Regions from separate parts of the Homo sapiens genome. Here regions 2, 3 and 4 are each linked to region 1. A link is a loop called in an ENCODE intact Hi-C map of the cell type or tissue named here. Cell type or tissue: dorsolateral prefrontal cortex. All regions are shown on one strand. Links, peaks and the distances in the headings refer to the core of each region. The heading gives the core; the rest is flanking DNA.

Evidence for each region. Peaks named below come from ENCODE experiments on the same cell type or tissue, not always from the same donor. Only the 100,000 strongest peaks of a DNase experiment are listed, where the experiment ranks them.
Region 2: it touches region 1 in a loop (3-fold over the local background); 4 of 110 quality-filtered maps call a loop at or near these places.
Region 3: it touches region 1 in a loop (8-fold over the local background); 56 of 110 quality-filtered maps call a loop at or near these places.
Region 4: a loop joins it to region 1, with 4 times the contacts of the local background. A loop is called at or near these places in 19 of 110 quality-filtered maps.

Annotation. Positions count from the first base shown.
Region 1 is chr18:55,231,891-55,236,890 of GRCh38, forward strand. TCF4 (transcription factor 4) reads right to left here. Exons shown (of 20, transcript NM_001083962.2): 16 at 2,658-2,793; 17 at 619-781. Among named protein-coding and RNA genes, the nearest start is that of LINC01929, 110 kb to the left of the region's middle. RefSeq lists an enhancer at 2,768-3,062. In dorsolateral prefrontal cortex, for the core only: CTCF peaks have their summits at 2,925 (motif pointing right) and 3,125; a DNase peak (open chromatin) is centred at 2,921; H3K4me3 peaks cover 731 bases; H3K27ac peaks cover 5,000 bases.
Region 2 is chr18:55,382,223-55,387,222 of GRCh38, forward strand. All of the region lies in intron 6 of TCF4 (transcription factor 4), which reads right to left. Among named protein-coding and RNA genes, the nearest start is that of TCF4-AS1, 68 kb to the right of the region's middle. In dorsolateral prefrontal cortex, for the core only: a CTCF peak has its summit at 2,503 (motif pointing right); DNase peaks (open chromatin) are centred at 2,108, 2,533 and 3,749; H3K4me3 peaks cover 823 bases; H3K27ac peaks cover 5,000 bases.
Region 3 is chr18:55,778,332-55,784,191 of GRCh38, forward strand. LINC01415 (long intergenic non-protein coding RNA 1415) reads right to left here and starts at 3,394. Exons shown (of 2, transcript NR_145452.1): 1 at 2,624-3,394; 2 at 1-1,699. All of the region lies in intron 2 of LOC105372130 (a long non-coding RNA gene), which reads left to right. In dorsolateral prefrontal cortex, for the core only: CTCF peaks have their summits at 2,112, 2,318 and 3,518 (motif pointing left); DNase peaks (open chromatin) are centred at 1,450, 1,990, 2,200, 3,520 and 1 weaker place; H3K4me3 peaks cover 2,367 bases; H3K27ac peaks cover 3,527 bases.
Region 4 is chr18:55,093,305-55,099,164 of GRCh38, forward strand. No RefSeq gene overlaps it. Among named protein-coding and RNA genes, the nearest start is that of LINC03035, 11 kb to the left of the region's middle. In dorsolateral prefrontal cortex, for the core only: a CTCF peak has its summit at 3,152 (motif pointing right); a DNase peak (open chromatin) is centred at 3,197.

The DNA of each region.
Region 1 (5,000 bases), core at 1-5,000:
GTATTCAAAAACCATCTGATTACCAGATTAAAGTTCAAGGAGATATAGATTTGAATTTAAAGATAGCAGATATTTAAGAAAACCAGACAGAAGCTATTTTCCTGCAGTTGTGTTTTCTGTAGAAAAGAGTGTCCAGGAAGAAAAACCATAAACAATTAAGGTATTACTCTTATATACATCAGCATGTTTAGGATAAATCTAGGAAATTATTTTCTTACTTTAGAGGTAAGAAAAGAGTTATAGTTGGCACATACATCAGTTGAGTTTTTAACATGGCTACAATCTCTTTTTAGAAATATTATAGACACAACATTTCTGACCAAATTTGTAGAATAAGTATAGTTTTACAAATAAACTGTACTTGAATCAGAGACAAATTTTTTCACTGTGTGTCATTAGCATTGGGTCCAGATTCATAAATGCCAAAACAGTTTAGGCTCCAATAGAGTACAGGTATCTGAAACGATACTTTTAGTACTTCTAGAGTAGGCCTTTAATTTTCTTTTCAGCTGTAAATTTACCTGCCAGGAAAAAACTGAATAGTTTCTTCCCGTTCTGTTCACTTCATCAAAGTCCAATAAAGGAATTAAATGAAGCGACAGTATTATATACTGTTACCTAGATCTTGACCTAGTAATTGATTTGATATCCTTCTTGTCGTCATCTAATTTCTTGTCCTCCGAAGATTTCGTGTCTTGCAGGTTCTCATCACCCTCGTCATCGGATTTGATCTCAGAGCTGCCAGAGGAGACACTCTGCCCCTGTAGTCCTGGTGGCATGCCTGCCGAAAAAGAGAAATCAGGTGACATGTACACCACAATCTCACTGCCTGCACACCAGATTGCAAGGCTGCCAGCAGACAATTCATACTGCTGAACTGTGATCCTTCTGTCACTTTTTTTTCCCCCTGCTATCTGTTGAAGTTTCAAAAAATGCACCTGCAGAAACAAGTTTTCCCTGCATTGGCTCTAAGGTTAAATTCTATTTTGCAATCTTTTGGAGTAGATGGTAATTTCACTGTCTACAAAACATCAACTTAATTGCAATGAAAATCATAATCATGAAAATCACACAGCCAATGTTCTGATTAAGAACCCAAGTAAATATCAGCTATTATATTGAGTTTCTTCCATATGCAATGATTTAATAGAAAAATGTCCTTAAAATATAATTCCCAGGGAGTATGCTAAATATGTGCAGTCAAGACTTCAATAGGTACCCTAATGATATTCTGAAATTAGGCTTCTCTTATTCTCAAGAAGTAATCAGCATTTTAAAATGGTACATATGGAAGGCAGTTTGCTACTCATTTTAGAAATTTCTAGCTTTATCATTGCTCAACTTTCCAAGTCACACTGCATTTTAAAACACGACCCTAATGTAGTAATTTTTTTAAAGGTAGAAGCATATCTGTCAAGTATTCCTCTTTATTTGTAATCTGTGTATTCTAGAACCTTGCCACTCAAACTTTGGTCCATGCGGCCTCATCATCTGTGAGCCCATTAGAAATGGACAATCCCAGACCTACAGAAGTGGAATCTGCATTTTAACAAGATGCTCAGGTTGTGCTTATGTGCAGTTTGAGAAGCACAGGTTTAGGACAAAGAGGGCAAAATCCAAAGCCTCCTGATAAGAAAGGTCCTGGCCAGTTGTGGTGGTTCACACCTGTAATCCCAGCACTTCGGGAGGCTGAGGCGGGTGCATCACTTGAGGTCAGGAATTCAAGACCAGCCTGGCTAATGTGGTGAAACCCTGTCTCTACTAAAAATACGAAAAATAGCCAGGCATGGTGATGCATGTCTGTAATCCTAGCTACCCCCTGGGAGGCTGAGGCAGGAGAATCGCTTGAACCTGGGAGGTGGAGGTTGCAGTGAGCTGAGATCGCACCACTGTACTCCAGCCTGGGCGACAGAGTGAGGCTCTGTCAAAAAAAAAAAAAAAAAAAGTCCATAAAATGATTATTATTCATAAAAAATGGGCAGACATACCCATACATATAATTGACACTCAGATCTGTACAATGTTGAACAGCTGAAAAAATGCCCACATGTATTCCTGTGGCAATGTTATCATTTTTATATTAAATGTGAAGGGACTGAGAAGATGTTATCTAAGCGACTCCTAGTCAGCTGGCCAGCAATAGCCCAACTTCCTGGGGTCATGAAAAGCCGCTCGTAATCACCGGTATGAGGCAATCATTAGAGGGCTAGATGACTCAAGAGCGAAAATCATGCAACCAAGCTCCATTTTTTAAATGCACCTATATTTCCTTCCATCTTAAACAACAAAAACAATTTCCTTCCTTCCTATTCATTTGGAAATATCATTTTCAGGCCACAACTAACCACATTAGAGGACCTGAATGAGAAAAATGTGGAAATAGCTAAAATAAAATTTCCTCTCATCAGTCTGTGGCCTCATTCCCTGCTGATATAGGACCAGGATTTCAGAGGATGTTTGAGGAAAACAGTCCCTGGAGAAACACAATTAGCGGGCGAAGTTCTAAATACTTTGCCATTTCCTTACCATTTTTGTGCCCAATTTGATTCCTGGGTTTCTGCCAGTGCTTCTTGAGGGATGAACACCAAGAGGCTGGGTATCAACACTGGTCCTATTGTGAAAGTGAGGTCAGAAGTGCCCTGGTGAGGCCAACCTACCTCTGTAAGGGTCCTGGGGTGGGTTCAGGTCAGGGGAAGTCGCAGACTGGACAGGAAGCTGTGGAACCGGAACCTGGTTTGGCAGAAGAGAATGGCTGCCTCTCAGGGCCACGCCATCTTCACGATGGGTCCCCACCTGAAAGGGCGAGAGGAACCAGAGAGGTGAGCAGGAACCGGAGGTGCGACAGCTATTTCCAGAGGCCAAGAGGACCTGATGAAGGCTGGCTTTTCAAAAACCATACTCCCAAACGCGTTTCACTAGAGGGCGCTGAAGGACCGCACATGCACCTATAGTTCCCGGCGAAAACACTTAACACTCAGTAAGATGCCGTGCTGTACATTCAGTGACAAATATGGCAGAGTAGCTCAGGCAGGTAAAACGTCAAATTGCCTCCCAGGGTGCTGCAGTGGAGCGCACTGATTCGTACCCATCTGTCTTCTATCATGTCCGCCAACAGATCTGACAATTATCTTAATGCCCATATGCTTAATTGTGAGCTTCTCAATTCCCCCATTGCTATCGGAAATCCTACAGGAATTTCAATTTGGCATTCGACTTTCATTTCAGGGGATAAGATTCTCAGGCCTGCCATTTTTTTTTTTCCATAATGCCAGCTAAGCCTCTGACAGCGGAAGCTACAGCAGTATGGGACACAGCCTCTGCTTGGTACAAATATAATAAAATGTCACCTGGCTTTCCAAAACTGGCAGCCCATTCCAAATTAATGTTTACTGTATTTCATCAGCTGCTGAGTTCCAAATCCAAAGGGGGATGGTTTCTGCCAATGCCACCACACCGGAAAATGTACCAATAAAGGTTTTATTAAACACACCAGTAATGCCATCATTGCCATGCAAGGAAGGATGTTTGGACATTTTTCCATTTTTTTCCTCACTATTCTGACCCTAGAAAGACACCATATTGTAAATACTCTTTATGCTTCCAAGAATAAAATTATAGAGTACAGCATGATTACTTCATTAAAAAAATACTGCTGAGCTTTTTATTAACTACTACTATCGACTCTGGGGTCCAGAGACATTGAACTTGTGGCACTGAGACAGCAACTGCCTACTTCATAGCACATGCCTTCAAGCGAAAACATGAAGCATTTGTCAACTAAGAGGACAATCAGTAGTTCACATTTTCTTTTCTATTTCCAAGTATTTTCTTAGCCTATGGTTAAGTGAGCATTTACACAGGACGGTGGGTCTAAAACACAAAAAATTAACCATACATTTATACTGCTATGAATCAGGTTTATTTTTTTTTCCAGTCAAAAATATGAAACCAGAAAGGAGAATCATCACTCTTGTGTTACCAATATATTTTAAAAGGGTATTTCCAAAGAATGCATCAACAATAAGTATCTGAACCAACAACAAATTCACAGGACCTAATAAGCACATGCTATTTAAAGGCAGCCATGTATTAAGTATCACCTATAATATTTTGCTTTTTACTGAAAATATATTTAAGTAATTGATCCTGAAGTATGCCATTTTTATATTCATGTGTGCATGTGTGTGTGTGTGTGTGTGTGTGTATGCACTCCAACTTTTTTTTAAATTTTGGGTGGAGATGATCACATAAATCATATTAATTGTTTGGATTCAAAATACAGCAAGAATAAGACAACACTTGAGGCTTATGAGCCTCAGGAAGTATAAATGAATGTTTCAGCAGAGAGATGTAGGAAGTCCAGCACTGCTCCCCGGTGCCTGTGTCGCAACACAGAACTTTCTGAATGGTGGTTATTTGGCCTCTGTGGGGTGCTTCAAATGTACTGAGACTGATATCTCCCAAAGAAGCCCATTCCATTTTTACCACAAATTGGCCTCTTTGTAGATTTCACTCACTGATTCTAGTTTCAGCTTCTAGAGCTCTGTGGCGTTAAGTACAAACCTTTTTTTTTTTTTAAACATATTCAACCCTGTTGCCTGCCACACCACTCCTTTCCTCTGTGACTGAAGTCTGCTCTCTTATAGGCAGACCACGCCCACCTGCTCCAGCAACCATTTGTAACTCACTCTCTTATATATTTTAATTTTTATTCAGAAGCATGATAGCTATTTTCCATTGAGGTTTTGATTTGCTATTTTTATATTCATGCATTAGAAAACGGATTCAATCAATGATTATCCTTTCAATCTAAGATGTCAACTTGTAAGCATGAATTTTTACAGGCCTTGATCAAATGGTGGCTCTTTATGTCTGTCAATCAATATAAACCTAAATAATTCTTCGTGCTGATTCATATTTATTTGTATTCCCAATGGATCTAATTTCTTGAATTTCTACAAAGGATGACTCTAAGTCAAAATCACTGAAGGTAACCACAG
Region 2 (5,000 bases), core at 1-5,000, 150 kb after region 1:
TTGTCTTCCTAAAGCAATTTGAATCTTTCAAAGTGATTAAAAAGGACATCACAGCTTTAGTCAGCATTGAAACAAAGAAGTCACTTAGTCACGTAGCCTTTCTCAGTTAAAAAAAAAAAAATCTTGCTTCCTCCCCTCAGAATTGTATTTCATCACCTATAAGATGCCACTGAATGTCAAAAACATCATTATCTATTTCCTACCAAGAGAGGAAAAAAGTTGCCAATTGAATTGGCATACCATAAATTTCTGAGATGTTGAAATGTGAAAAAAAAGTCTTAGAATTAATTAAATATGGAAGCCTATGACTTTATCCATAGTTTTCCCAGAATGTTACCCAAAACCATCTTCCAAGGGGAATCATAAGCACGCAGGTGAGTCATGTGTTTCACCTGACCCAATCCTCTCACTATCCTGATCACCTTGTTTTAATACTAAAAAAAAGGAAGTCATTTATCATCTAATAATAAACATAAATAAGAAAAAAAGAGTTAACAGAAATTAAATGTGTACTTCTCAAATGCTTTCTGTATTTATTATTCCCTTCAAGTACAAAGAATTTCTGTCTTGTATGTGCTATTTTGGGAGTATGTTAAATATTTGTGATATGGCTAAAGGCTACCAGGGCATAGTCTCCTTCCTCATTACCTATTCTGATAGTTACAAAACCCTGAAGCTAGAAGGAATCTCATACACTATATAGGCCAAGCCTTCATTCTGCAGAGGCAGAACAGAGCTTTAAGAAACAGCTACTTAGGATTTGAGTTAGGACAAGAACTCAGTTATCTGACCTAGTCTAGGAGGTCAGAACATTCTGCTGAATTCATCTATTATAATCTGTGAGCAACAACTTGGAAAAGGAGTTGCCTGAAATTTCTCTATCTACTTGCCTGAAATTTCTCCAACCAGTTTAATGACGCTACCTTTCGCCAATACTATTCCTCAAATAAGCCCACATCTGTAAAACACTAGAGTATAAACAGTCTGAAACAAATTACTCAAGGCTTCTCAGATCTTCTTTTTCACCCAGGTTCAATGATGAAGGCTTGCTAAGTTGCAAATCATCAGAGGGGAGAACAATGCAAAGCAAAGAAAGAGTAAAAGCAATTTATCCAATACCCACACACTGTCCCTTTCTAAATCAAATGTTCAAATAAATGCAAAGATGTATTTTCCTCCTGATAAACCTAGGATACCACTAAATCACTTCCAAATATAGCAAGCACCCCCATCCTGCAAGCACAGGTGACTCGACCCACACAAAGCCAGCTTGTCTGCATATTGTACCAATCCCAGTAGATGCTCAAATAGAGCTTCATTTGAAGACACTACGACAAGGCAAATAATTAAACATTCAAATTCCCAAGCTGATATCTGTATAATAAACAATCTACCCATCACAAAGTCCACCTTGATATCTCTGGCTTACAGGAAATGTCCCAAAGAGGCAGTCCACGTTACTACGGGGTTGGCCATACATTCCATGCTACTGCATAAGAGATTCTGGAATCTTACGCTAAAAGGGCAGTGTCAGGCCTGGCGGTAAAAGAAAAAGAGTAACCCTCATCCAAACTACACACATCCAAAGCACTACTGTCATTACACAAGCCAAATCAGACATGAATGATGTGACCCAGCATTCAGGCTTCAGTGTAACCCCACCATGAAACACTGGGTCTACCTTGAAAATGAACTTCTCATCCTCTTCCAAGTGCTCAGATGAACTGAAACCCCACGAACAATCACTACCAAGAAATAGCACTTCCTACTGGCCTGACTCTTCTGACAGAGAATCTCATGTCTTCCTCTACTAAGAAAGACTCACAGTCACCTTAAAAAGTGACTTTTTGGTCATTACACCTCAGCCCAAGATGGTCAACGGGTTAATATTCTTTTCTGATCTCTTCAATTATGCTGCCTAGAAGTCTGAGGGTTGGCAGGCAGGGCAACCTTGTCAGAGCTGCAGAGAGCTCTGCAGATGTCTCTGTTGTGTTCACTCAAACTGAAAAGGAGAAAAGATGGCCCTCTGACAACAGACAGCTGTCAATTAGATGGCACGCTCACACTCAGTAGGCCAATGAGCGGCAGTGGAGGTGACAAGTGCTTGGCTAATCAGTGTGCCTATAAAAAATCACAGCCCTTCCCTGCGCCACTCACACCAGCACATGAGGTGACAGCATGTGTCGTCTTCAACTGCTCCTGTTCTCCCTACCCCCAGTGTCATCAGTACTGTGAGAAGGCTCAGGTCAATGCAATATGCCTAGAAACAAAAATCAGACCAACAAAAACTGGCATAGGGAAAGAAATCCCTGCAGCAAAATCACCCAAAAAGGGAAATACATTGATACACTAACCTATTCAGAGCTGGTTCACATTGATACTGAAAGAAGACAACCCATTAGATGCTGTTAACAAAAATACTATCAGAAAAGAAGAGCCAAAAGAAGAGCCAAAGTTATCCATCCACCTGACCTTTTTCCCATCCTCCATCTTGTCTTTTTCTCCTCTAGCCACCAGGGGGCACTTTGGGGCTAGCTCCTTGAGGACACTGGAGATTCTGAGCTTTCACAAGTACCTCAATATTGGCGGTGGGGTCAGTGGATGGGGATGGAATGAATCAGAAAGTAGAGCTAAAGGAGAAACCTAGGGATTCTGTAGAGCAGAAAGGTGAGTTCCCAAAATCTTCAGCTCAAATATACCCCTCTAATCTAATCACTAAATGCTGAATTCACTAAGAAACTACCCGAGCCCGACAGATTTTTACTCACTAATGACAAAAAACAACCTCTCTTTCCTCTTTCTCCCTCCCCCTTACCCCCTTTCTCTCTTCCTCTGCCCCCACCCCGTCTCACTTCTCTATTGGTTTCTAAAAGAGCAGCTGATTGGAAGTAGAGAAATCAGGAAGAAAAACAAGGGGTGGCAGGGGGATAACTGGTAACTATAGAGTCAAATTTGTGGCTATCCACCTGCAGCACAGAGACAAAACAGCATCAGCCTGTTTTAGATAAAGATGAATTTGAACAAAATACAAATACATTTAAACTTGACCCTGATTTAGTTGGGAACTTGCATGGCCATTCTATGCCCCAACTACTTTTATTCAACTCTTCTTCTTCACCTATGCCAAATAAGAGGCCAATCTGCCTGCCATACCCAAAAGAAAACCTCCAAATGTTTTTCATAAAATAACTTTTTTTGTTAGATGGTTTCTCTCTTGTCACCCAGGCTGGAGTGCAATGCACGATCTTGGCTCACTTCAGCCTCTGCCTCCCAGGTTCAAGTGATTCTCCTGCCTCAGCATCCCGAGTAACTAGGATTATAGGCGTGAGCCACCACACCCTGCTAATTTTGTATTTTTAGTAGAGATGGGGTTTCACTATGCTGGCCAGGCCGGTCTCGAACTCCTGGCCTCAGGTGATCTGCCCGCCTAGGCCTCCCAAAGTTCTAGGATTATAGGCATGAGCCACCGCGGCCAGGTAAAATTACTTCTAAAAGACCACTGAAGACTAAAAAGGTCAAGTGGAAAGGTAGATATCAGGGATTAGAGTCCTTCATCTTTTGCGAGTCAATGAAAGAATTCACAGCAAAGTTCTGCTCCAAGGCTTGTCCAGCCCTGCTCAAGTTCTCAGGGCCCTAGAGGCTCCCAGTTTCAAGGCAATCAGGCCATCGCTACTGGGTGCCAAAGCTGCAGAATGTCCACACGGCCACTGCCATCAGCTCATTCCTGGAAGACAAAGCTGCCTTTCTTCAAGGGAAATGTAAGGAGCCATTCAATCTCAATCTGCATTCATGACCAACAAGCTGGAGTAGTGCCAGAACAGAGCCTGAGACTGGCCACCAACTCTCCAACATCAACACCTACACCACATTAGTCAAACCAGTACAGCAGGCCCTACTCCCAGCGCCTCCCAGGTACCTCCAGAAGCATGCTGGGTCCCCACCCAGGGAGTCCCCACGGCTCCGCTGAATGACTACATTGCCAGAATGCCAGGCCAATCTGCTGAGTTCATTAGGGTTTGGGACACACCTGTTCCCTCCTTTGCCATGACTCTTTCAAAGCTATAATACCATCCACTTAGACCCATGGACAGCAAAATACGCCAATATCACACAGCCATGGACATTCAGACCATTTCGTATTCTTTACCACCATTCCAGCTAGTACTAGAATGGGTATCTTCTGACCGAAAGCTTTTTCCCTCTTGTGCACTCTTTCCTAAGCATAAAAATCCAAGGAGCACAATCATAATTTCTTGGTCAAATGCCAACTTGCAATCTACAGTTTTGTAGTTTTTCTCAAATCTCATCAAGTACTAGTTTATTGACTACAACCTTTCATTGTTAATTAAGAAAACAATGCTTACCACAAAAAATAAAATAAAATAAAATTCAAACAATACAGGAGCATATCAAGGAAAAAGAAATATGTTTCAATATATGAAAAGTAAGGAGGTCATTCCAAGCAGCCCTACTCTTCCCCATGCACAGCCTCATAGCAGAGATAAGAGCAGCTCCCGGAGTGCTGGCTACTCTGCTATCTCCTTAACCATCTGAATTTCTCTTTCACCAGTTGAAAAACCAGGAGGGCTCAACCCTCTGTCATTGAGTCTCCACTGTTCCTGAGCATTTCTGGGGAGACTGGAATATAAGGGGTGCTCCAGTTGAGTAGTAACAGCAGCCACATCACAGAGCCAAAGGAGGCACTGGTTTGCCAATGTGTCCATTTCCTCTTAAAGACTCGGATACACACAGGCACCATTTTTACACTAGAACAGAAAAAAGAGGGAGAGAATCATTTCTAGAGAGGAGGAAGTTATTATTAAGAAAAAGCCTGGGCTATAGAGTATTAGGACTGTGGAAAGGTCTGACCACCCATCCACCCTTTGAAAGTCAAAGGGTAGTTCATGGGATCCTCCCACTTATGGCTCCAAAGTTTTTAATCTCTAAGTTCATTCCACATTTTCTCCATGGAACATGATATAGGTGTGGGCTCATGCTTC
Region 3 (5,860 bases), core at 429-5,428, 550 kb after region 1:
AAGCTTCCAGAAGAAAATGGATATCTGCCTAATTATATCTGGTAGCTCTATCAGTTTAAACAGAACCTTATTAAAGGAATTTCAGCACTTTTCAGTTTTCTCAAATTGTCACACCTTTCACCAAACCACTTCATAGATAACAAGAAAATTCACGGGCTTGTCTTTCTTTGGGCTTAACATAATTTCCCCACTAATCTAAAGATCCCCCCAAAAGTTAATTAATTTCTCAGATTCCCTTGGTAACTAATCGAGAGTTTAAAACATTAATTCTCAAAGAATTTTTGACTCTTTAATCAATTCTAATTCTGTCCTAAGTAGCTATATGCCCTCAGGCAATTTACTTTGGGCCTCTGAGATACAAATTTCTTGTCTGTAAAAACCCGAATTAAAAGTATCGCCCTTCCTCTTGGGTTGTGGGTAGAATTAGATGAGATAATGTAAGTAAAGTTCTTGATACATGGGGGGTGGGGGCGGGAGGGCTCAGCAAGGCACACCTTATTTCACACGTGCCTCTCCTTTGCATATTCATGTGTCCTCTATTTAAAGGCCAGTGTGTCATACTAAGGGTTTTCTCTTTCTTTTTCTCCAGGACACATTATATTTCCTACTCCTTAACTCTCTTCTAAGAGACCTTGTTTGTCAATCATGTACTTATGCAACTTCTCCATTCTACATTACACTGAAGAACAAGACCTAACAGGATTTGATAAAACCAGTAACAGAACACTCTTCCATCTCCCTATCCACTTCCCCCTTCCCCTCCCCCCAAAACCAAAACCAAAACCAAAAAAACCTTACAAACAAACGGGGGGAAAAAAACCCCAGTGTGACAGAGAAAACCCAAAAGTTATCAATTCAGTAATCTCCATTTAGTGTTAAAAAAAGAATGTCAAAAGGGTAGCTTGCAAGTAAGAATAAAAGAGGTTTTTCATGACCAGCTTTTCCCATTCTCTATTATCCCTCAGCGGCAGCTTTTGGTGTCTCTGGTACGAGGCAAGGTGTCGAGGGGGGCCATATTAACCCCCTGTGAATGCCTGGCCGATAATTAACATCTTGGGTCCAAGAACCGATACAATGAGCTGGGGGAACGGAATCTTTCTCAACCAGTAATAGGTAATTGAACGCTTTTGCTGATTTGATTATAAGGAATAACTCTCGGTGATCAAAACCAAAGCTGGGTTAAAATCCTAAAGCTGGGGGACAGCTGAAGCACCCACTTCACGACTTAACGTTTCAGGAATATGAATTCTATGTTCAGAAAATTTCCCCACACTCTTCTTCGCTGGCACATTCACTGATGTAGAAAATGCCAGGAGCCCCGGGGGTGTGATGTTTCCGGTGGATAATGTCTCCCGTTCCCTGCCCCGGGGCCCAGACAGTTGGTGCTTAAGCGTCTACAATGTAGAGTTTCCTGCATTTTCCTCGGGCCGCCATTTGTCTACTTGTCCCATCCAGGACATCTCCCTAAATAATCTCTAAGTGGAAAAATCACGGTCCTCTAGGAGATTTATCCGGGAACGAACGTGCGTGGGGCAGTTCAAATTCCTGAGCTCAGATTTCGTTTCCCGCGGTCAGATGGTGCGGTCGGTGGGGCCCGAGGGATGCGCACAGCTGTGCCTGAGAGGTGCTGCTCTCCCGCCACCGAAGTCGCTGGGAAATTCTGCTGCACTGAGACATTTTAATGTCGGATGTTCTAATCCTGCGGGCAAAAAAAAAAAAAAAGTTTGAACCAGGTACTGGGCTTTTGTCACGGTGAACCCCACCCGCGCCCCGCGCCGTCCCTTCATTCACTCAGGCGAGGTGGCTTGGATTTGCACCTCGTTGAAGAAGCCTCCCATGCGACATCTCCGCCAGCACCCCGCGCGGACTTGGCTGGGCGGCGGCGGGGAGTCAGCTTGTCACCGCACGGCGGCCGGGACCGCAGCCCCTGGGTGCGCAGTGCGCCTCTCGCTGCGCCCTCCTAGAGCGCGGGTCCCGTGCCTGTGCCCGGCGCGACGCGATCTCCCTGCTAGTCGGGCTCCGCGTGCTCCCCGCGCTTCCCGCAGCCTCCGCGCAGCCCGCAGCGCCCTCCAGCCCCGCCTCGCGGCCGCGGGAACCCGGCGCCTGCAGCCCCGCCCGGAACCGACCGCCAGGCGCTGTTGCCGCCGGCCACGCAACGCGGGGCCTCTGCCTGGCACCAGCCCCAGGTGCCTTGTCTCGGGTCGTGCTGTCGCGCGACACTGGGGACCCAACAGGCCGCCGGCTACTCAGCTGGCCCCGCAGCTTCCCTGCGGCTCAGCGGCCTCCCACCCAGGAGAAAACCACATTTGATGAGAGTTTTGAATCAAGCCGAGCGTTCCCCCAGATGTTCAGCTACCTCAATTTCTAATGATTCCACAATCCCTTGTGATTCATCTCTTTCCTCCTAAGGGTTGCCAATGGCTCAAAGTTTAGACTTGGGATATAAAAAACGCTATTCACAGCCTTATTAGGAGGAGTAGGTGGGGAAGGGGAACTGGATACTGAATGGATTTTTTAATCTACGGAGAAAAATCACTCAACTGAGACCCGGCCTCTTTAATTTTCCTTTCTGAATCTCAGTGACTTCCTCTATAAAATAAAATGCAAAACAATGATATCTCACCTGCGTCAGAAAGTTGGTCACATGGTCTCATGAAGTCTCTTTCAAGGCTAAGATCTCTATGATTTTGTGATCAGTAGATTGAAATTTAAGATTAGAAACAGGTTATTTCTTGAAAGCAGTAAATGGAGGGCATTATGTGTGAATCAAGTACCAGAAGCAGGGGGTCTTTGTCTCTCCCTCTCCCCAGATGGGGCAGGGTCTCCACACTCTGAAATGTTAGTGTCAGTAACACATAATCAGGAAGTCGAATATGCGGATTATCTAGTCCTTTAGGATTCTTTGCACCATTGATTCTTTCCACTAATATTGATAACCCAAAGTTAATGACATATTGTGAGTTTCTCTTCTTTGCCTTCATGTTTTCAATCCTGGAGACAGAAAAAGGAACTAATTCTCTTCTTTTAAAACAAAAACAAAAACAGAAAAAATCAATCCCATTGATCAATGTGGAAAACCAAAGACCCAAGACTCCCCTGTGCCAAATCCCTCCCATGACCCTCCACTGTGATTCAAATTGGAGTGTTCTGGAAAATGCCGGTTCGAATTGCAAGGAGGCAGAATCAATCTCTCTCTCTCTCTTCAAAGGAGACACAGGCTCTTCTCAGGGACATTCCCTTATGTCTTTTTGATGCAGGAGGTTTAAGAGTCTCCATCTTAAAGCCCGCTGAGTTGGCTGAATGCTGACTTTAGGTGCCCACTATGAGCAGTGTAGTGCCCAGTCCTCAGAAAGAATCTAGAGTATTTTTACAGAACGAATTGCCTTTGTTTACCTTTCTGAATCATTTCATGCATGTTGTTGTTTTTGACCCACCCTTTTGCTAGGATACAAGAGCCAACCTTCTGTAAGAGGGGGAGAAAAAGAAGGAAGATGTGTGAGCTCCCCCTGGTGCTTTCCCGCATTCAGGCCAACTGAAAGGAGCTGCAAGGAAACACGTCTACACAGGCATCAGGAAAAAGAAAATATCTGGATTATTTCCTTTAAAAAGGCCTGTTTCCATGCTGATGGGCCTCAGAGCAAGACTTCCAGGCTTCGGGCCTGAATTCTGTATGTCATCTTAGGAGGAATTCTTGCCTTGTCAGAGAACGTGTTTCTAAAACAAAATTTCAAGTGGGGGATTTGCCAAGCTGTCCTGCGGACAGGATTACTCTTGGAATCAAACGGGATTACTTTTTGTCCAGAATTGTTCCCTTTGTTAGGCTAGTTATTCTTTGACTGAATAATTTTCACACACTTCTCTTTGTATGTGTTGACAGCACAAAGATATCACAGGAATCTGGTACCAGCCAATTTGACTGGTGGTGACTTTAATTCCAGACAATATCTCCTATCCTAATAATAACCTGTATTCGTAATGGCCTCTTTAACACTGGGGGTCAGGGACTTCTGTGGACTCCAGTCATCTGTGAAGATCGTCGGGGAGATTTCACTCAGTCTATTCAGTATATCCAGTATAGTGGCCTGAAACAATTTATCAACGTGTAGTCAGTCAGTCCTGCTCTTGGTCCATACAGTGGAGAGTCTAAAAGATGTGTGAAATACATTCCCTACCTACACATGGGCAAATCACTTAAAGGAGCAAACTTTAATGTTCACTAACATAGTTAAAATGGATGGGCCAACATTATCATGGTTCTTTCACCTCCTAAGTAAATGCAAAGCTTTTCTTCACTCCATTTTGTATGTGTAATTTTGATTGAGTGGGAATCTTGTAAAGCCAAAAATGGAACTGAAAGCCCACTCATAAGACCATAAGTTTTTTTTTTAATTTTTAATTTTTCTTTTCAGGCAGGGTATTGCTGTGTCGCCCAGGCTTGAGTGCAGTGGTGCCATCATGGCTCACTGCAACCTCTGCCTCCCAGGATCAAGCGATCCTCCCACCTCAGCCTCCTGAGTAGCTGGGACTTACTGTTGTGCACCACCACAGCTGGCTAATTGTTAGAATTTTAATTTTTATTTTTTTGTAGAGACAAGGTTTTACCATGTTGTCCAGGCTAGTCTTGAACTCATGGACTCAGGTTAACCACCTGCCCCAGCCTCCCAGAGTGCTGGGATTACAGGCATGAGCCACCACGCCTGGCCAAGACCATAAATCTTAATTAATCTAGTTCATAGTCTCAAATTCATTCTACTCTCTGATTTTTATTTCTCCCAACTTACTGTGTGCACGCACCCCCCCTTTTTAATGACATTTCTCTGATTTGCACTGCCATCCTCTCTCCTACTTCAGTGATCCAGCATCCACAATTCATTTTGTCATAGGTGAGGCTTACCTCTTTCCTGTCAGTTCTTCACCTGTACAGATTGCTTCCTTTTCTCTTTTTGCACTTATTGTTTGCAACACCCAATGACTTCTTGTAGAGAGCCCAATTCTGTAGTTGATAAAACCCACACATGCACGTATGTTACATCTGGCTCGGAATTGGAAGCTCCATGGAGAAAGGAAATGGCTTTTGTTTCTTCAGTATCTTCACACTCCCAAATGTGCTGATATCTTTAGTCGTTCTTAGCTAAATGAGTCAATTGAAATAATAATCTGGAGGGATTTTTTTAAATCTCAAAAATTTTCTAAGTCCCATGTCTCTTAAATGAAAAATTGTCAAATGAAGGAGCCATTTTCAGGATTTTAATTTATGTATTAATGGTACTCTACTTCCACCCCAAAAGGATTTAAGGTGAGCTTAAAATATTATGAAAATAAGATAAGATTATTAATTCCATCCATGCAAGCTCTAAAATCTTCTATTTCTAGATACTAATCTAAACAATGAAGAGGTTATTTTTTAAAGACAAAAGGTGTGCTTTATAATATCTCTCATTATCATGTTAAGAAAAAAAACCAAAAACACAGATAAAAAATTTCAGAAATATTTTTGCGTTTTCTTTGCATATCATACACATACACACACACACATACATACATACACAGTCACACTAGAACTGTACTGGCAGTGAACATAGGTTGTTTAAAGTATAGCTATTCAACTGTCATATAAAGTGAAATCTATATTTTCTCTCTCCCTATATGACTATATATTTAACATCTCTATGCATATGTGTGTGCATACATATGTATATGTTATATACACACACTCCACATTATTATTTCAAAGGGGATTTTGCTCCTTCTGGCTACCAGCAATAACTAGTCAATATTTACACTCTTGAATATCGATGACATCATGCATACACAGGAAAGCTGTGGAAAACATCTCCATTTTCAAACAGAGTTTTAATTA
Region 4 (5,860 bases), core at 485-5,484, 140 kb before region 1:
GCCACTTAAGGATGTCCAGTTACAGCTGTCTAGAGTGAGTTGGAAATATGGGTCTATAACCAGCAGAGAAAAGGGTGAATATACTTATTTGAGAATTGACATTGTTTAGTGGTAGCTGAAGTCATCAGAGCAAGTAAGATCCTCAAGGAGCATGTGTAGAGAAAGAATGAGAACAAGGACTGAAAATTACAAATAAATCCCTGAGGACTATGAGCTATTGAGGAAGTGAAAAAAAAAAAAAAAAGAAAAAACAGAAAAAGAGAAGAGAAACATAGGGAACTTTGAAGTAACATATACTGAAGTTAGAGAGGAGAATTTTAGGATAATGTCATCCATTGTCAAGCTGTAAATGATTATATAGTTTAAATGAGACAAATACTGTAAGAAGAAAATTAAGAAGCCATTGGTTTCCACCCACAAAAATTCAGAGCAGATGATAGTGGTGTTAGAATATGATGGGGATTTGGCAGGTGGGGGGCAAGAGCCAGATTGCAGTGAATTGAAGAGGGCAGGAAATATGGGAAAATAGAGACAGGATCTGAAGGCTCTTACATGATTTCCAGGAAGCATGTGTTTTGAGCCATGAATTCAAACACCAAACACACTACCACAAAAGGATGAAACAACAGGTACCAAGTGAAAAGAAAAAGGTCACATAGGAGTTGAGGGCTAGAGGGTAAGCTCTGTGCATCTAGAGGCCATGATTTATGTGGCCTTTGCAGGGCAAGCCTCATGGGTGTGCAACCTGTGCAGTCACACAGGACCATATGTTTAGAAGGGCTCCATGCTTGGTTTAATGTTCTGCTGTCAGTCACCATCTTGAAATTCTTAATGATTTTTGAACAAGACATTCCCATTTTTATTGTGCATGGGGGCCTGCAAATTATGCAGCCAGTCCTGGGCCTCTGAATCTCCTGCTTGGTCCAAAGCAAAACTGATTGGTATATAACTTAGGTGATCTACTGATCCATGGATATGAATATGTTCAAAAATTGAGCTCATTGTCTCTTTTTTATTTGTTACGCTAAGAGTACCCAGACCCAATTTTTCCTTTAACAATGACATAATAATTCATAACATGTCTTGACCAATTACTACATGCAAGACATTGTTCTATATACTTTATACCTGTTAATTTGTGTAATCATTGCAACAATCCCATAAGTAGGTATTATTGTCTCTATAATAGTAGTAGTGGTTTTTATTGTCATAAAAACACCTACTCATTTAAAGATGAACAAATGGAGGCAGAGCATAGTTAAACAACTTATACAATTCAGAAGGGGTCAATCTGGAGTTAAAACCCACACACCTAACTTCCAAGTCTGTGCACTTCACCAAACCCTTTCAGTCTTTATTCCCAACTTTTCATTCATAGTGTTAGATATGTTTTTGTCACCTTTGTCCCTATTTACTTAACATAGTCCACCACCTGAAACCTGCCCTGTAGAGAGCTGCTGCAATGCTGCAGGAAGAAGACATCCTTCTCCACATGAACCTTCAAAGACATCCTGTGTGAGGGCTTAGGGATCCATAACCTATTTAAAAGTCAGTGGTCAGTGCATACATCTCTCCCACATGGGAAATAATAAGAGCATTGTGACGTGGGCACAGAACAAACATGGTCCCATCCTATGGTCTTTTTCCTGTCCCCTTTCCCTTCCCACTACTCACATAGTTGAGTATCACCAGAACCTTTACTCCTCTTCCAGAAGGGTTGAGTTGAGGTTTGCATTTAGCCCATTCCTCATGCATCTGGTTGAACATTTGGTCACTGTTCAGAGAGAGTTGTACAGTGACTTCTCTCTCCCAGCCCTCCTGTTTCCTCAGATGGTTTAAGTAAGTGAGATCACCAGTAAGATTTGCAGCCCGAGTTCTGCTAAGAGGGTCTATCAGCGTGTGTCTTTGACACAAATCACTGCAGATATAAAAGAATAGAGATGGGAGAGTGGACTTTCAACTTTTCTTATCACTGGAAGTTTTTGAGGAAATGAATCTTTGGCAAAACCCAAATATGCAAAACAATAGAGCAGTATTATAGTAAAACAAATTTATTCCTTCAAAGCTTTGTCACTATTTACTCCCTATGAAGTCAGCCAAAGTGGCAATGGGAGAATGTCTAGAAACATAAACACTGTTAGTGTTTGAGTGAAGTTTGTAGATAGCAACGTAAGACTTATTCAGCATCCATGTGATGCTAATCACGTATTTTTAAAAATTCTGGAGCAGCAATTCAAATTTTAAAATGTGGACTTCAGACTATAACAAAAGATCTCAAGTCCATGCGGAGGAGAAAAATGACAAAGTTCCATACTTACAGCTGTCTTTCCGGGAAAGGTAAAAGAACCAAAATGTATTGGACTTGACAAAGTGCTAGGTAAACAAAGCCATGAGGATTAAGGTTTAGGCTCCAGTGATTAGTAGGGAAGTACAGGATAATAAGCACAGCAGGATGTCCCTCAAGGTGCTTCAGACTCCGGCTGTGTTTATTATCCCATATCAGTATGGAAATCTATGCCTGACTACATTTATGGTGTCATTTAGAACTTTAAAATAGGCACTTATTCTCAGAAAAGGGTTACTAAATTATTCACCCTGTAAGGTTTTCTTGATTAGCATAATTCCACCCATTATCTGCCTTATCAAGAATACCTTTCCACTGTAGGGCATGTGCTCCAGAGAGACGTTCAGGGGTACAATTTCATGGCGTCACGTCAATCCTGAGATACCCACCTTTCGCTAACTTGAAAATAAAATCCCCTTTTATAATTTGCAAAGTAAACTTCTCCAGGTTGACACTTTTCCTGTTGAGGAACACAGTGAGGGATAATCTGTATATTCTTCCCCTGGTTTTCTGCCAAATAGTTTACTTTTTTTATGACCTTTGATGTTAACTTTTTACTTTTCAAAAGGAGAATGCATGACTATCAATGGGCAGAGCCTTCATGTGGAATTTGGGATTTTTTTCATAAGTGCTAAGAAGGCTACGTAGAGAAGCAAGTGTGTGTTTAACTAGAAATGGGGTGATCAGAGGGAGAAAGGAGGCCATGGGGGTCTCATCACTTAACACTAATGGTGCCTCTTCCTGGGAGCTTTTGCGTACTCATGCCTTCATTTCTTTATGCTCATCCATGTCTCTTAAGCACGCCAAGAAGTTTCTGAGCCCACACTAGATGGCAGCATGGTTTACTGGTCATGTGGGCAGAGCCAAGGCCCCAGCAGCCTGAGCCCACATGATGCTCATCCTTGCTTTCTCTCTCTCTCTGTCCCTCTGTCTGTCTCTCTGTCTCTCTCTCTCTCTCACATGCACACACGCACACACACGCACACACACACACACACACACACACACATCTTCTAAAGGGTCCTAGCTTTTCCAATGTCATCTGCAACTCTATCTGGCAAAGTGGGTAAGAGTTGGAAAATCCCCCTGCAAATTGAAGCCATCCCTTCCACTGCACTGTCGGTTTGTCCAAACACTGAGAAAGGACTTTAACTTTGTGCAGCCCTGTTCCTAATCGCATCATCTGGATATCTGTGGTTTCACAAGGTGAATGAGGTCGCAGTTGCTTTATGTTTACTTTGTGAACACCAAAAAGGTCCTTTCGGTTCAGTCCACGCAATCTGCACTCTGTGTGTGTTTGAATCCAAATGCTTCTCTTTCAGAATTGAATATTCCATTTTAAAATGCCTTCCAGTTGCACCCAGGTTCAGCGTTCCTGTCTCAAAAGGAATGTGGAACGGGACCTCTACTCAGAAAGGGAGTGCCCATTGCAGTTTCAAGGGCTGAAGTAGGGGAATCTGACCATAGCATTTGAGAGCTGAATGGGAGCTTAGAGTACATCAAAGTCAGTCAATCTCATTTGACAGATAAGGAAACTGAGACCCAGAAATCTTGACTTGCCTAAGGCCACACAGCTCGTTAGAAACAAAGCCAGGACTGGAAAACTGGTTTCCTTATACTCTGTCCAAGGCCTTTCCCATTGCCCCAGTTGTGATTTATAGAAAGTCATAAATATAGAGCAGATGAAACCCCAGAGCCCTCAGAGCCCAGCTGGTTCACCCCCTGCCTACCCCACCCCCAACCAGCTCCATGAACCTCCATCCAGCCACGCTTGGACCCACCCATGTGCTCCATATCTCTGCCGCCAAAGTCCTCCTCCATGGCCAGGAAGGAGGAGGGATAAAGAGAAAGAGAGAATCGATATTCGTTGGGAAATTGGATTGCAGATACAGAAGTACTGAAATATTGCAGTACTTCCCTTGGCATTTCCTCTTGACCAGAGAAGGAAATACCAGAAATCTCATAAGCGAACCAATTTGGGCAATTTTTTTATACTCAGTATTCATACATTTCACATTTTTTTTCTCCAAACCTTTGAGTACTAATTCAAACCGTCCAGCCTCCAGGCCCCCTGGAGATTCACCTATCACTAAATATTGTTGATTTGCAAAACACACGGATTCTTTTTCTAGAACAGGCTCCGCTTTCATAGCTTTCTTCAGACGCTGAGCCTTTTCCCAATTAAGCGATGGCCCAGCTTCTCTCTGGTTAGGATTACAAACAAACACCACCACCCTTCTGCCTGGGCTCCAGTCACCCCTCCCTTCACTTTGACACATGGTTCTTTTGATCTCAACCCCAGACCATAGCAACAGGCTCCTAATTACTCACCAGCCATAAATCATGGCAGTAATGTGCTCCTTGCTAAGGAAAAGTAGTATTGTTGAGCCATCGGAGCCTGGAAAACTGGGTGTGTTTAGTGTTTCCAAAAGCAAAGCAGTCAGGGAAGGAAGGCAGGAAGAGAAAAGATGCTTTAAATGTTTGTAGAAATAGTTGCTTTGATGTTGAGCCCTCTCCCAGAGGAAGTCAAGAGTCTGCAAACTAAGTCTATATTTTTTCATATTTGGAGAGGTAATAAAATCCATAAGCCCTGCTAGAGGCAGGTGTAAGCTGGGCCTCCTAGAGTGAATACAAAGGAGATGTCCAAGTACTCAGAGTAAGCAGCACAAACATGCTTCTTGCTGTCTATCTCTTAATTTTGTTAATTTAATTTTAGTCACTCACTTGCATGGGAAATCTTAGTTCCTTCTTGTCCTTATGGAATAGTGGTTAATCTGGTTAGGTTTGACATTTTCACTGAGAAACTCTCTGGGAATCCCAAATTATTATTATTTATTTTAAGAGACAAGGATCTCCCTAGGTCGTCGAGGCTCGTCTTGAACTCCTGGACTCAAGTGGCCCTCCCACTTCAGCCTCCCTAGTAGCTGGGACTGCAAGTGTGAGCCACTGCACTCCCAAATTATTTTTTAAATTTGACCTGGACCAGGATGTGCTACTGAGTCTACACAAAAACCAATAATTCTAGTAAAACTGGTCAATGTTGGTCTGATCTGGGGACAGGTCACATGAACTCATTATCATCTTGCTAATGAGGTTTCTGGGTTTAATTGAACTGGAAATCATTCTTTTTAAATTTCAGGATGAGAAATACTGTATAAAGGCTAAGAATAACATATGGACATCCTTCCATTGGTCAATTCTCAGAAACAAATACAAAATATTATGGATTTTTTAAAAATTTAATTGTGTTAACGTTAGACATTCTACTTGGCTGTAACATACAGACAACACTGTGCTGGATAAAATTGTGAGATTTGTCTTTATTCAACAAATATTTATTGAAGATCTACTTTGGGCTAAATCCTGGGGTTATGACAGCTAAGAATTCAATAGCAGACAAGATTAATGTTATTTTTGCTTATATGGTACTTACGTCTAGAACAGGGTTGGCAAACATTTTCTGTAAAGGGGAAGATAGTAAATATTTTAGGCTTTGCAGGTCATACAGTCTTTATC